Regions from separate parts of the Homo sapiens genome. Here region 2 is linked to region 1. The links are chromatin loops, found by intact Hi-C in ENCODE. Cell type or tissue: IMR-90. All regions are shown on one strand.

Region 1 (2,500 bases):
AGTGCTGGAAGAGCAACCTCCAGGCACTCTGGTAGGCACCATCCAGACGCGCCCCGGCTTCACCTACAGGCTCAGCGAAAGCCACGCCCTGTTTGCCATAAACAGTAGCACCGGAGCCCTGTACACCACCTCCACCATCGACCGCGAGAGCCTGCCCAGCGACGTGATCAACCTGGTGGTCCTTTCCAGCGCGCCCACCTACCCCACCGAAGTGCGAGTGCTGGTGCGGGACCTCAATGACAACGCCCCCGTTTTCCCGGACCCCTCTATCGTGGTCACTTTCAAGGAAGACAGTAGCAGCGGACGCCAAGTCATCTTAGACACCGCCACCGACTCGGACATCGGCTCAAACGGTGTGGACCACCGCTCCTACCGCATCATCCGCGGCAATGAGGCGGGGCGCTTCCGTCTGGACATCACCCTGAACCCGAGCGGCGAGGGAGCGTTCCTGCATCTGGTGTCCAAGGGCGGACTGGACCGTGAGGTCACTCCGCAGTACCAGCTCCTGGTTGAGGTGGAGGACAAGGGTGAGCCTAAGCGGCGGGGCTACCTTCAGGTAAACGTGACTGTGCAAGACATTAATGACAACCCCCCGGTTTTTGGCAGTTCTCACTACCAGGCGGGGGTGCCTGAGGACGCGGTTGTGGGTTCCAGCGTCCTCCAGGTGGCGGCGGCGGACGCGGACGAGGGCACCAACGCGGACATCCGCTATCGCCTGCAGGACGAGGGGACCCCCTTCCAAATGGACCCTGAGACGGGACTTATCACGGTGCGGGAGCCCCTGGACTTCGAAGCTCGGCGCCAATACTCGCTTACGGTGCAGGCGATGGACAGAGGCGTGCCTTCCCTCACTGGGCGCGCCGAGGCGCTGATTCAGCTGCTGGACGTGAATGACAATGACCCGGTAGTGAAGTTCCGCTACTTCCCGGCCACCTCGCGCTACGCCTCGGTAGATGAGAATGCTCAAGTGGGCACCGTGGTGGCTCTGCTCACCGTGACGGACGCAGATTCTCCCGCGGCCAACGGGAACATCTCCGTGCAAATTCTCGGGGGCAATGAGCAGCGCCACTTTGAAGTGCAAAGCAGCAAAGTGCCGAACCTGAGCCTAATCAAGGTGGCCAGCGCCTTGGACCGCGAGCGCATCCCTTCCTACAACCTCACAGTTTCCGTCTCTGATAACTACGGGGCGCCCCCTGGCGCAGCAGTCCAGGCGCGCTCTTCTGTGGCAAGCCTGGTGATTTTTGTTAATGACATCAATGACCATCCTCCTGTCTTTTCACAGCAAGTGTACAGAGTGAACCTGAGCGAGGAGGCGCCTCCGGGAAGCTATGTGAGTGGGATATCTGCCACTGATGGCGACTCTGGTCTCAATGCTAATCTGCGTTACAGCATTGTCTCTGGCAATGGACTGGGATGGTTCCATATCAGTGAACATAGCGGCCTCGTGACCACTGGGTCCTCTGGGGGCCTGGACCGTGAACTTGCTTCCCAGATTGTTCTGAATATAAGTGCCCGGGACCAGGGAGTTCACCCCAAGGTGTCCTATGCCCAGCTTGTAGTAACTCTCCTAGATGTGAATGATGAAAAGCCAGTATTTAGCCAGCCAGAAGGGTATGATGTGTCTGTGGTTGAGAATGCCCCAACAGGGACAGAACTGTTGATGCTCAGGGCAACTGACGGGGACCTGGGTGACAACGGAACAGTGCGCTTCTCCTTACAAGAGGCAGAGACTGACCGGAGGTCCTTCCGTCTGGATCCTGTGTCTGGGAGGTTGAGTACTATTTCCTCCTTGGACAGAGAAGAGCAAGCCTTCTACTCCCTGTTGGTTCTGGCCACAGATCTGGGCTCCCCTCCCCAGTCATCAATGGCTCGCATAAATGTGAGTCTTCTGGATATAAATGATAACAGCCCTGTCTTCTACCCGGTCCAATACTTTGCTCACATTAAGGAGAATGAGCCTGGAGGTAGCTACATCACCACTGTGTCTGCCACTGACCCAGACTTGGGTACCAATGGTACTGTCAAATATAGCATATCTGCTGGGGACAGGTCTCGGTTTCAGGTCAATGCTCAGAGTGGGGTTATTTCTACAAGAATGGCCCTAGACAGAGAAGAAAAAACAGCTTATCAGTTGCAAATAGTAGCTACTGATGGTGGCAATTTACAATCTCCCAACCAGGCAATAGTAACCATCACTGTATTGGACACTCAAGACAACCCACCTGTATTCAGTCAGGTTGCCTACAGCTTTGTGGTTTTTGAGAACGTGGCGCTGGGATATCATGTGGGTAGTGTGTCTGCATCCACCATGGATCTCAATTCCAACATCAGTTATCTCATTACTACTGGGGATCAGAAAGGTATGTTTGCTATCAACCAGGTCACTGGGCAGCTTACCACAGCAAATGTGATTGATAGAGAAGAGCAATCCTTTTATCAGCTGAAGGTAGTGGCCAGTGGGGGCACAGTGACTGGAGACACTATGGTTAACATAACAGTT
Region 2 (2,500 bases), 51 kb after region 1:
TATGAACAAAAAGGGAAAAGGCAATTTCCTACCTGATGGTGTGGAACTCTCTAAATCTGCCAGTCCAGTTTTTTTCCCCCTTCCGTTTAAGGTTTTATAAGACTTTCTAAATAGGCAATTTAGTATTTGTTACTAGTTTGGAAATTATTTTTCTGGAGCCATATGAAGTACTAAGTATTTATAGACAAAAATGTTGGCAAAGAATATAGAGGTTCTTGAAATGGCCTTTCACTGTGGCAGAAGAACTTGAATACATTCAAGTGCAAATCCAGATTTGTAGAGAGTACTGTGGGTTTATGGAAATAAAGCATTTGATTGAAAAAGTCATTTTTTCCAGTATGACTTAGTGATTATTAAATAACCATGTTTTTAATCTGACTCACTGGAGGGAAGCTCCATAGCATTAGTGGTAAACAGTTTATGCAGTTAGAATATGAAAAAGACAAAGAAAAGCAAACTAAAAAGACATTTTAGAGTAGAGTGGGAATTGAGCCAATGTGCCTGACTGGTAAAGTCTTTGGAGGGAAGCCAGGAAGTCTGTGATATTTCTCTAGTTAGGATATATATATATATGTATGTATATATTATATATATGTATATATATATATATATAAAAATCATATTGGATAAAAAATGTTAACCCTTTCTATCAAATTTCAGACTTTCCTGATTCTGAAACTCAAAACTGAATGCAAATTAAGATTTTTAAAAAGTATGATTAAAAAAAATACCGCATACACACATGACATCTGGCAATGCCTTAGATCTCTCTAAAATGTCAAGATGGGAAAATATCCAAAACTTTTTTTTTTTGAGAGAGAGAGAGAGAAAGAGAAAGTTGGCTTCTAGCCATAAGCCTGCCGAGGAATTCTTACGAGAATTTCTGGAAACTGTACTTTTTAAGGCAATCATGTTCTCCATGCTTTCGTGGCCTCAGATGTTACTTGAAGGAATTTAAAGTTTCATCTATTTGTGCTTTGTTGCTGTACACCCTTTAGACTTCAGTGGTCAAGTTTCACTTTGGAGAACTGACAAAAGAAAAATATTGTGTTTGGCACTACACAATCTTAGAATACTTTAAGAATGAATATGCCAAGGGAGAGTCATATTATATAGCTTGAATTGTATTTTTCATGCATGATATGTACATCACCTTATGTCACACAAATCTCTATCAGCCTTTTGCTTTTCCATTAAAATAAATACCCATCAGATACTTGATATAGATATTCTGTGGTTGGAGGGCTTAAGTGAGATGCAGTTTCAGGTAAATAACATAAAATCAGCAGACCTCTAATCTGAATTGAATGTGTTAAATCTTATCAACCTAGAGTTTTAAGGAAGAGGGAACAACTGTCTTCAGTGAGTAATGGCGCGTGCATTAATACCAGTTACTCAGGAGGCTGAGGCAGGAGAATCACTTTAACCCAGGAGATGGAGGTTGCAGTGAGCTGAGATTGCCTCATTGCACTCCATCCTGCCTGGGTGATACAGTGAGACTCCATCTCACAAAACAAGCAAACAAATAAATAAAAAAACAAAAGAAATGGCCAAGAAGAAAAATGCCTAGCTTTCCTGCAACAATTTGGGAGATTACCATCATCTGTATTAATTCATTCATTCTGTTGTTTAATGAAAATGGCTAAAGTCTGGCCTTGCCATTGAGGTTTTTAAAAATTCTGGTAAAATATGCATAACATATAATTTGCCATTTTAATATTTTTAAGTGTATTATTCTGAGTCATTGAATAATTTCAAATTGCTCTGCAACTGTAGCCGTCATCTATCTCCAGAATGTTTTTGTTTCCCAAACTGAAACTCTCTACCCATTAAACACTAACTTTCCATTTCCTCCAATCGGCAAGCTCCAGGCCACCACTGTTCTGCTTTCTGTTCCCATGAAGTTGACTACTTTTGCTAACTGATATAAATGGAATCATACATATTTGTTTTTCTGTGTCTGGCTTATTTTACTTAGCATAATGTCCTCCAGGTAGATCCAAGTTGTAGTAAATGTCAGAATTTCCTTTTTTTTTAAAGACCGAATAGTATTCCATTGTATGTATATACTACATTTTGTTTATCAAAAATGGACACTTGGGTTCCTTTCTCCTTTTTCCATTGGGCGTATTGGGTTTTAATATTACACGTTTGTTATAAAGGCAGATATAGGGTGATAGAATTCATACTAGATTTGGAAATAATCAAACTAGGCTTTGTTCTGCCACAACTAGGTAAAAATGTTACTTCTTTCTGACTTTTTGTAAAATCAGGATGGAAATATATTTCATATCATTGTTATAGCTAATAGCTATTAAGCACTTGTATGTTTCATACTGTGTTAAGGGCTTTTATATATTTCTCATTGTATTCCGACAGGAACCCTACAAAGTAGAGACAGTTCCAAATTTCCAGAATGAATGTGAGATTGTGATACATATGACAAACTGCTTATTAAACTGTACAGCACCTAACAACATGAGGGATTATGCCTAATTCC

The links. A loop is a pair of places that touch in the nucleus more often than their neighbours do. Peaks named below come from ENCODE experiments on the same cell type or tissue, not always from the same donor. Only the 100,000 strongest peaks of a DNase experiment are listed, where the experiment ranks them.
Region 2: it touches region 1 in a loop (2.3-fold over the local background); 11 of 110 quality-filtered maps call a loop at or near these places.

What each region holds. Positions count from the first base shown.
Region 1 is chr4:125,316,561-125,319,060 of GRCh38, forward strand. FAT4 (FAT atypical cadherin 4) reads left to right here. Exons shown (of 18, transcript NM_001291303.3): 2 at 1-2,500. Among named protein-coding and RNA genes, the nearest start is that of FAT4, 2.9 kb to the left of the region's middle. In IMR-90, CTCF peaks have their summits at 642 (motif pointing right) and 1,201 (motif pointing left); no DNase peak of the experiment used is centred here; H3K4me3 peaks cover 1,482 bases; H3K27ac peaks cover 828 bases.
Region 2 is chr4:125,367,928-125,370,427 of GRCh38, forward strand. All of the region lies in intron 2 of FAT4 (FAT atypical cadherin 4), which reads left to right. Among named protein-coding and RNA genes, the nearest start is that of FAT4, 54 kb to the left of the region's middle. In IMR-90, no CTCF peak of the experiment used is centred here; DNase peaks (open chromatin) are centred at 424 and 944; H3K4me3 peaks cover 1,246 bases; H3K27ac peaks cover 963 bases.